Regions from separate parts of the Homo sapiens genome. Here region 2 is linked to region 1. Evidence: chromatin loops called from intact Hi-C (ENCODE). Cell type or tissue: K562. All regions are shown on one strand. Each heading gives the region's core, and the rest is flanking DNA. Links, peaks and the distances in the headings are about the cores only. Region 1 overlaps DNAJC6-AS1 (DNAJC6 antisense RNA 1). Region 2 overlaps LEPR (leptin receptor).

Region 1 (5,389 bases), core at 218-5,217:
ACCGAAATTCTTTAATGCAGTCTACTTTATTGATTTGCTTCACAGTTCCTACTTTTTGAGTACTGTTTAAGAATTCTGTTTGCGTCAATATCGTGATATTACTTTATGTAGGTTTTCTTCTGAAAGCTTTGTTTTAGAGTATATTGATTTTTAAAAAATTTAAATGCATTTGTTCACATATCAGCCTGATCTATTGAAAAACACTTAAACACTTAAATAAGCTTAAATAATAACTTTTCCACAAACTATCTATGTGATCTTCGGCAAGGCAGTTAGCATTTTTTGTTGTTGTTGTTTATTTTTAAATTATTACCTTTCCTATGGTGCTGAAGGGCAGTTAGCATTTGAACTTAATTTCTTTAACTATAGTATGATAATAATAATATCCATCTTAGAGTATTGTTGTAAGCATCATGACTATCTAAATGTTAGCTATTATTAAAAAGTCAGCTATTAGCAAAGACATTTTCAGAGACAATTGGAGATACTTAGATATAGATTGGATGTTAGATGACAGTAAGGAATTATTAATTTTGTGTTGTGTAGGAAAATGTCCCCATTAGGAAATGCATCATGAAAAATTAAGAGGTGAAGTAAAATGTCTCAATTCATTCTTTAAAAGTTCAGCAAAAACAATAAAATCCCAAATATCTAGATAAAGCAAACTTGCAAAATGTTTCAAATTATTGAATTTTTTGTTTGTTTGTTTGAAGTGGAGTCTTACTTTGTCACCCAGGCTGGAGTGCAGGGCACTATCTTGGCTCACTGCAACGACCGCCTCCTGGGTTCAAGTGATTCTCTTGCTTCAGCCTCATGAGTAGCTGGAATTACAGGCATACACCACCACACCTGGCTAATTTTTGTATTTTTATTAGAGACGGGGTTTCACTATGTTGACCAGGCTGGTCTCGAACTCCTGAACTCAAGTGATCCACCCACCTTGGCCTCCCAAACTGCTGGGATTACAGATGTGAACCACCATGCCTAGCCAAATTATTGAATTTATACATTAGATATGTAGATATTCATCATGTGAAATTCTTTCAGCTTTTTTGGTATGTTTGAAATTTTCATAATAAAATATTCAAGGAAAGTTAGTAATGAATCTATAGCATTCCTATTATTTAACATTTTCTCCAAAGCTAAAGGTGCAGAAGGACCTAATTAAATGGATTTGAGTCACTTAGCCTGTTCTGCCTGGGAAAGGAGATTAAAATGAATTTAAAATAAAATGTGAACTATATCCCTGCATACTTGAGTGGGATAAAGCTGAGCCATAAAAATCCAGGTTTTACTGGGTGTAGAAAAAAGGAGAAGGTGAGGAAGGGGTATGAGATGTACTGAGTGCTGTTAAGGGTCAGATACTCTGCTGGGTGCTGTAAATATCACCTATCATTCATAAAGCAATTCTACGAGGTAAGCAATATTAGAAAAGTTTGATATGAAAAGTTTGATAGAAAAGCTTTGGATAACTTGACTAACACAACTAGTGGATAGTGGAGTGAGGATTTGTACCCAGATCTGTGTTTTTGCACACAGATCTGTTTTTGCTTTTCTTCTTTCGTTCCTACTTTCCTCTCTCCCTCCCACCGTTGTCACTTTTTTCCCACCTTCACTCCCTTTCCTTCGTTCTTCCTTTCTTTCTGACTTCTTTACAAATGTTTTTATTTTTTATTTACTTTTTACTTTTTGAGATGGAGTTTCGCTCTTGTTGCCCAGGCTGGAGTACAATGGCGCGATCTCAACGCACTACAACCTCTGCCTCCCAGGTTCAAGGAATTCTTCTGCCTCAGCCTCCCGAGTAGCTGGGATTACAGGTGCCTGCCACCACACCTGGCTAATTATTTGTGTTTTTAGTAGAGACGGGGTTTCACCATGTTGGCCAGGCTGGTCTTGAACTCTTGACCTCAGATGATCTACCCACCTTGGCCTCCCAAAGTGCTGGGATTACAGGCATGAGCCACCGCACCCGGCCTGGTTTTTTTTTTTTGTTTTTTTTTTTTAATGAATATTACGCTTTTCATTGTAGAAACTCTGGAAAACACGTTTGTATTAATTTAGGTTTTGCTACATAATAAACCACCCCAAACTTTTTTCTTTTTTCCTGAGACAGGGTCTTGGTGTATTGCCTAGGCTGGGGTGCAGTGGCATGAATGTGGCTCATTACAGCTTCGACTTCCTGGGCTCAAGCAATCCTCCTGCCTCAGTTTCCTGAGTGGCTGGGACCACAGGCACACACCATCATGCCTGGCTATTTTCTTTAATTTTTTTTTGTAGAGATGGGGTCTCATCATGTTGCCTAGGCTGGTCTCAAACTCCTGGGCTCAAGTGATCCTCCTGCCTTGGCTTCCCAAAGTACTGGGAATATAGGTGTGAGCCATTAGACCCAGCCAGTTTTTTTATTTTTTATTTTTATTATTTTACACTGTGTTGAGATAACCACCCCCAAAATTAGTGGCTTAAGACAGCATACATTCAGGTCACAATTCTGCTGGCAGTAATTTAAATGGGCTCAGAGGGCAGTTCTTCCAGTCTGGGCCAACCTCAGCTGTTGTCATTGGGGCTCACTCAAACGTATGAGGCATCAGCTGGGATGTCAGGATCAGCTCCTCCATGTGGCCTCCCATCCTACAGCAGACTAGCTTGGGCTTGTTCTCTTGGAGAAGGAGAAGAGGAGCCAAGAGAGCAAGCAGAAATCCACAATGCTCTTGGGCCTGTGTCTGGAGCTGGTAAAACAGTACTTCCCCTCTGCCTCAGTCAGCTCAGGCTGCTGTCACAGAACATCATAGACTGGATAGCATAAACAACACACACTTATATCTCACCATTCTGGTGGCTGGGAAAGTCAAGATAAAGGTGCTGGCAGATTCAGTTGCTATGAGGACCCTTATCCTGGCTTGCAGAAGGCTGCTTGCTGTCTTCTCATTGAGTCCTCACATGGGGGTAGATGGGGTGTGTGTGAGAGAGAGCCAGAGAGACAGTGAGCACATGCTCTGGTGTTTCTTCTTTTCCTTATAAGGACACTAATCCCATGATGGGGGCCCTACCCACATAACCTCATTTAAACGTAATCATCTTCCAAAGGCCCCCATCTCCAAATACTACCACACTGGGAGTTAGGCCTTCAACATAGGAATTTTGGAGGGACACAGACACTCCCCAACACCCTCTATTGTACAAAGCAAGTCACAAGGCCAGCCCAGATTCAAGGAGTGAAGAAGTGTACCCTACCTCTTGGTGAGAAGAAATATAAAATAATATTGCATTGTGATATGGGTGGCAGCAAGTGAGGGTGAGTGGGATGAATGTTTGCAGCCATTTTTGCAAACATTTTTTCATAACATACAAAAATAAACATCTACTTTAAGTCATTTCTAATACCATTATCAAGAGCTAATTATTGTTAATATGTTGGTCTATGCACAAATAGGGGCAGATATGCACGTACAGAGGCATAGTTTTGTCTGTACACATACAGAGGCAGATTGCTTTTAAGAATATAATTTTCATTTAGAATCAAACTTATGTTCTATTAGTGTATTTTCCCAGGTATTAAATTTTCCTTGAAAACATGTTTACCCTATGATGCAAAGGAAATCAACATAAATTACTATGTTCCAGGCATTGTGCTAAGCACTTTCACTCAGTTATCTTAACTAAAAAACAAGTTTCTTGTTAATTTGCAGGGTTAATTTGCATCAAAACAAGGAATTCATTTGTTGCTACAAAGAAAAAGCAATGAAAGGACTTTGTGAAAAGGTTCAGAGAAAATGATAATGGTTAAGACATATCAGCAATACCCATTTTTCTCTTGAAACCTGACTTGTGAACTATAACAGAAAATACAGAAGATAAATCCTTGTACCTATTGCCCACCAATCCAGTCTTTCCATTTTATAGGTGAAGTCATGTCATTATTTATGTATTTGTTTGATTTGGCTGTATTTCAGGATCATGTTGAACATCAGTTCTTATTGTATGGGTAACATAAATAAGAAGCAGAAAATGTAGAGGGCAAAGGCCAAAGTTTGATCCTGGGCTTGGGACTGATTAGTTGTTGACTATGAAAAAAAAATCACTTAATTTTTTTGAGTTCAATTTTATCATCTGTAATTACAAAAGCTTCAATCTTCTTAAAATTGGTGTGAAGATTGACTACAGCATTTTATATCTGCACTGTCTGATGTAGTAGCCACTGGCTATAAGTGGCTATTGAGCATTTGAAATGTGGCTAGTCCAATTGAGATGTGCTGTAAGTATAAAATACACAGTAGATTTTGAACACTTAGGTGGAAAAATATATAAAATATCTTATTGATTACATGTTGAAATGGCAATATATTGTACCCATTGAGTTAAATAAAGTGTTATTAAAATTAATTCACTTGTTTATTTTTTAAATTCACTTGTAAAAATTTATTTTGGCTGCTGGAAATTAAAATATTACACATATGGCTCACATTATATTTCTGCTGGACAATGTTTTGCTTAAAAAATGTTCTCTGTACAATATAGAGTACAGCATAAATGTTAGTTATAGCCAGAAAAAAAGTATAGGAGGTTTAGTTGAATATGTAAGGATTCTAAGTGGTAGCATGATGCTTATTATTTTTGCTACATTTATAATGTAAGCTTTTATTTAGGCATCTGAAGTTTTTCTTTTTATGTGTTATAGAGAAGTAGGGATGGAAGTGCTAATCCAATTATGTGAGGAAATCATAATAACTTCAGTGTATTGAGCTACAGTGATGCAGGCATTGTGTTAAGTACTGTATTAGGCAGGATTCCTTTGATTACAAGTGACAGAGATGCAATCTGAATTAACTAAATTGAAAAAGGGGGATCTTGTAATTGTATGAAGCATGGGAGTGCATCTGGGTCTCCTGAATTTCTAGAATATAAACACTGTTTTTCCTATATACCTATCTTCCTCTCTCAAATTTACTTCTCCCTCCTCAGCAGCATTGTTCTCTCAGATCACTTGTCTCCATATGTCAGAAAGAATGGCTCCTTCAACCTCTGTGTGTCATCTTTGCTCTAGGGAAGGATAGACTCAGACTTGCTCTTTCTGGTTTTAAATGGAAAAGTCCTGTGAAAAAGCCATGGTTGACCTAGCTTGGTTATAGGTACCTATCCCTGGGCTATGGCAGCTCTAACCCAACCACAGAAGAGAATTTCCCAGAAAAAGGGACCATTCTTCTTGGTTGATAAAAGAATAAATGTACACTATAGCTACTCTAGCTAATTTAATATGTACAGCCAATCAGTAGGGTAGTACCTCAATGAACAAATGAGAAACTGAGACTCAGAAAAGTTATGTATTTCATTCAAGTTCAAATATCCAGGCTGGAAGTCTGGGTCTGTCCATCTCCAAAGCCCATGTTCTTAA
Region 2 (5,389 bases), core at 160-5,159, 190 kb after region 1:
CTTCCAAATCAGACAATAGGTCTGAAAGTAGTAATTTTGACCTAAATATGTGCAAGAGCTTGAAGGGCTTCTTATAAAAACTAAGAGGAAGACCAAGTTTAGTGGAAAAACACCCAGGCTAGGATTTGGGAGACCTGGGTCCCACTGACATCTCTGCCAATTATTGGCTCTCCAAGTCCCCCTTTGGTTGGGTAATGGGGCCGTCCATCCTAACTCACTCTATTATGTGGAATATAAATATGGGAATCACAATGAAAACTGTAAAATTATATTACATCTAAAAGGCTGCCATGTTTTCTTAAACACTGGTTAATTATGGTAGGTAGAAAGAGGTCTTTTGAAGGCTTTTAGAGCTCATTTTCCCAAATTGTTTTGTGTGGACCTCTGCTTCAGGGAGATGTATTTAGTCAGCTTTTGCTGCATGCCAACTTCAATATCAAAGTGGCTCATATTCCATACACATTCCTATGCTTGCTCGTCTGCAGTTCAGTTAGAGTTCAGTCCTGAAGTTTAAGTTGAAAGGAAGAAACTTGATCTTAGTGGGTACTTAATCTGTTCAGCTCACTAAAAACAAAAACAAAAACAGCTCAGTTGTATGGAAGGAGCATGTTAACCACAAAAAGTAGGGGTAGACCAGAAAGAAGTAAGCTAGAAGGTGGGTTTTGGAATGAGATCAGCGCCAGTGAATCTACCCTTCAGTTCTAGATTTGAGAAAAGTAGTCAACCACCATACCAATGGGCAACAAGTAGGACCAATGGAAACTGTACTCACCCCACCTGTTGAAAACCTGGAGTTTGAGTAGGTCTTGCCTTGTGTAAGAAGGAGTGGAGAAGAAAAAAATCACACCCTACATTTGGTCAGGGCCAAACAAGATTGAGGACAAATAGAACTTTGTGTTAAAATACTTGTCCCAGGTCCAGTTTCGTTTTGCAGGATTCAGAAAGAGTTGTGTTTGTTTAATACAGTCTTATAAAGAATTTCCAATCCCAGAGGATTCATGAAGCAAAGTGATGCTACAGCTTCCACGGTGTGTATGTCAGAGCAGGCAGGATTTTGGAGATTGTATATCCCAACACTGTAATTTTACAAATGGAAAAAGGCACAGGGAGGAAAATAAAGCTCAGGATTATTCAGTTGGAGGAGATAGAAATGCACCTAAGTCCCATAGCTCTTAGTACAGGACATATTTTTTTTTACAATAGCAGCAGCAGCAGCATTATTAAATAATGATCATGGAACATTTATGAATCTAGGCATAGTTCTAAGTATTCTATATGGATTATGACTTTTATGCCTTATAATAGCCCATAGAGGTACACTTCCCCTTTGTACAGGTGAGGAAACCGAGAGAGGCAGAGAGGTTAATAAACTTGTCCCCAGAGTAACATGTAAGAAAATGATAGAGATAGGACATATCATGAAGCAATTTCCAAAGCGTATCTGGCATATACCAGCTTCGCTTCCAGAGACATCTACCTGACCAGAGGTAGAGCAGTAGTTTACACTTCTTCACTTGTTCAGACAATAAAGAAAATGGGTTTTGAGGAAGCCCTGTATGCCTTTCTAAAAGTGCTTTCTAAGACAGAGTACATATTTCCTGATCTTCTGTATATCCGTCATCAAACTCAACTGTCATCTTCTTAATGCCAGGTAGATACTAAACCACAAATCCTCCAAAACAACTGGGCAGAAAGTAGAAGACAATCAGCAGCATTCACTGCTTTCTAAGAAGGCAATTCCCAGGAATACAGTCCTGAAGGTTTAAGTTGAAAAAGAAACTTGATCTTAGTAGGTATGTAATCAGTTTAGCTCACTAAAAACAAAACAAAACAAGACAAAAAACAAACAAACAAACAAACAAAAAAACAACTCTGTCAGGTGGAAGGAACGTGAAACGTGTTAACCCATGAAAAACAGAAGCAGGCCAGAAGGAAGCCAGCTAGAATCTAGGGTTTAGAATGCGAGCAGTGCCTGTCAATCTACCCTTCAGTTCTAGATTTGAGAAAAGTAGTCAACCACCACACCAATGGACAATGAGCAGGACCAACAGAAACTCCATCCACCTACCTATTGAAAACCTGGAGCTTTAATAGGTCTTGCCTTGTTCAAGAAGTAGAGAAGAAAAATAAAACAATTCCTATGGTAGAAAAAAAAAAGATACTGTGCAACAAAGAAAAACCGTATCGAGATGGTTTTTGAGGAAGAATACACATGTGAAAACCAGCTAGTCTGGGATCCAGAAAAATATTTAAGAAATAGTCTGGCATCCTCAGAAAAGTACAAGAAGATATGGTGTCTATGAACCAGGAGCTGCATGGAGACAGATGTATCCAGTAAGGACTAGAGTGAAGCTAAGATATAATGGAAGGGAGACAAAACACTCCCTATCTCTGGAAACAAAATAAAATGGAATACAGGGTGCCAGTTAACCCTTGCAGTAAATGATAATTTAAAAGGAAAATACAAAATACCCACAGGTGAATGATAACGAAAGTATCTCATATCAAAATTTACTGGAAGTCGCTAAGGCAGAGGAAATTTATAGGTTTGAGTAGATTTTCTGTTTTTCCTATTTATTTATATATTAAAGATATATACATGAGGATATTTATCCCCATTTTACAAAAGAGGAAAAAGAAGCTAAGAGAAGTTGAGTAGCTTGTCAAAGTTCACACTACCAGTAATAGCAGAGCCAGGATCTGAACCAGGAGGTCTGGTTCACTCTTAATAAGACAGAAAAATCTCTAGCAAGGTTAAGAAAAAAAGAAAAGATATGAATAAGCAAAATACATGATAAAGAGAGAAAGAAAAAAATGTTTTGAACAACTAGCTTACACTCCAATAAATACGTATATATTAGTTTCCTAGAGCTCTTATAACAAAATACCATAGACTGAGTGGCTTAAGCAACAGAAATGCATTTTCTCACAGCTTTGGAGGCTAGAAGTCTAAGATCAAGGTGTTGGTAGGTTTGGTTTCCCCTGAGGCCTCTCTCCTTGGCTTGCAGATGACTGACTGCCTTCCTACTGTATCCTCACGTGGTCTTTCTTCTGTGTGCAGGCATGCCTGCTGTCACATGTATCTCCTTATAACAACAGCAGGCAGGTTAGATTTGGGCCCACCCTAACAGCCTCATTTTAACATAATCACCTCTCTGAAGGCCCTATCTCTAAATACAGTCACAATTCGAGGAATTGAGGATTAAGACTTTATATGAATTTTCTAGGAATATGATTCAGCCCATAACAGTCTAGAAAAGTGGGTTTCGGGGAAAAAAAACCCACAACTTCCCAGCATAAATGTGAAATAGAAAATTAAATACACCAATAATATAACATGATTATTAATCCTTTCCTTTTACTACCACATTCCTAGTAGATAGAGACTGTGGTTGTTTTACAGGTGAGTCCAAACACACTTTCCAAGGAACAGAAAATCCCTATATTACTTTAGTTGTATCAGAAAATAAAAGATAAGAAAAAGTTGCCCAACTCATTTCATTCTAAAAGTGGATTGAATAGGTATAATAAATAAAAGTAAATTATAGACCAATGTTTAAGACATAGGTACAAAAATCCCAGACTTTATATTATTTAAAAGTAATTACAGCAATATGTATAGGAATTAATACATCATTATCAAGTTCAATTTATTCCAGGTATGTAAATATACTTCAACTTTGGTACAAGTTTGGTACAACTTCAGACACATTATCTTTCAGGTAATTTGCTAATGTTACTAAAAAAAAAAAAACACCCCAGAAGAAAAGTTAAAACCCTAAACAAAAACAAGAAAAAGAAGAGTATAAGAATTAGAAGAAAAAAGAGGAAATTAGCATTTTAGAAATTTTATATGATGATTTAATATGGAACACCTACAACAAGCTACAGATACATTACTAAAATTGATTAAAAAGTTTAGATAAGTTGTTGGATAAAAATCAATATACAAATACATTGTATTTCTATACAACAGCAACAAAGCTCTAAAAGAGCTGAAATTAAAAGTTACAATTTAATTTACAATGGCAATTTTACACATACACACACACACACACACACACCAGGGAATGAGCTGAAAAAATAAAGACCTTAATGGAGACAATTATTAAATTTATTAAAAGATATTAAAAATACCAGAATTAATAGAAGATATATCATATGTATGAATTTGTAGACAAAATATTTTGAGATGCTGTATCTACTCAAATGGAACAATATATTCAATGGGATTAAAATATGTATCTGAAGGCAATCTGTGTTGTACTAAAAAGCTTGAAATGACAAAGCTTGAAAGCTGGTTCTAAAATTTATATAGATGACTTGAGGGTCTGAGAATGACCCAAATTGTCCTGAAAAAGATGAAGCAAATTTTATTATTAAGCTTATTAAATAAGAAGTGAGTGAGTGACTGGTATGAGGACTAAGGGACCAAGGGAGCAATGGAACATAACAAACTTGGTATGTGACAGAGGTGGCATTGCTGAAAACCAGTGAAATGAGGGAATTGGTCAACATATGGGGTTGAAATAATTGGTTACTTACATGGAAGAAGTGGAATTGGATGTTCACTTTACCATGAACATAGATATCAATTCCATGTCTATTAAAAATGTAAATGTGAGGCTGGGTGCGATGGCTCAAGCCTGTAATCCCAGCACTTTGGGAGGCCAAGGCAGGCGTATCACAAGGTCAGGAGTTCGAGACCAGCTTGGCCAATATGGTGAAACCCTGTCTCTACTAAAGATACAAAAAAATTAGCCAGGCGTGGTGGCACACACCTGTAATCCCAACTACTTGGGAGGCTGAGGCAGGAGAATTACTTGAACCTGGGAGGTGGAGGTTGCAGTGAGCCGAGATTGTGCCACTACACTCCAGCCTGGGTGACAGAGTGAGACTCTGTCTCAAAAAAAAAAAAAAAAAGTAAATGTGGAAGGTAAAAGTCTACAAAGGGAGTATCTGTGACTTGGGGCAGGGAAATATTGCTTAGACAAAACACAAAGCGCACAAACCATAAAGAGAAAGATTGGTAAATTTGAGCACATTAAGAACCTCTGTTCATCAGGAGACACTGTAAGGACAGCAGAAAGCAGACTTGGAGAATGTTGTGTGTGTGTGCGTGTGTGTATCTAGCAAATAATTAGTATTCAGATATACAAATCAATATTGATTTTTCTACAAATCAATAAGAAAAAGACAATACCATGGACATGTTCTCAAACTCCTTAGTAATCTTGGAAATGAAAATTAAAACGACAATGTATCACCATTTCCTACCTATCAGATTGGAAAAATACAACCTGATATTACAAAAAACTGTTGATGTAGGACAATGAGAACCTTAGACAATGATAGATTCAGCATGGAATTAACCTAAAGGAATAAGGCC

Evidence for each region. Hi-C counts contacts between places; a loop is a spot of excess contacts. Peaks named below come from ENCODE experiments on the same cell type or tissue, not always from the same donor. Only the 100,000 strongest peaks of a DNase experiment are listed, where the experiment ranks them.
Region 2: a loop joins it to region 1, with 5 times the contacts of the local background. A loop is called at or near these places in 1 of 110 quality-filtered maps.

What each region holds. Positions count from the first base shown.
Region 1 is chr1:65,290,343-65,295,731 of GRCh38, forward strand. All of the region lies in intron 2 of DNAJC6-AS1 (DNAJC6 antisense RNA 1), which reads right to left. It also overlaps a transcript of DNAJC6 not described here. Among named protein-coding and RNA genes, the nearest start is that of DNAJC6-AS1, 16 kb to the right of the region's middle. In K562, for the core only: no CTCF peak of the experiment used is centred there; a DNase peak (open chromatin) is centred at 2,899.
Region 2 is chr1:65,478,082-65,483,470 of GRCh38, forward strand. All of the region lies in intron 2 of LEPR (leptin receptor), which reads left to right. Among named protein-coding and RNA genes, the nearest start is that of LEPROT, 60 kb to the left of the region's middle. In K562, for the core only: no CTCF peak of the experiment used is centred there; a DNase peak (open chromatin) is centred at 3,090; H3K4me3 peaks cover 2,902 bases.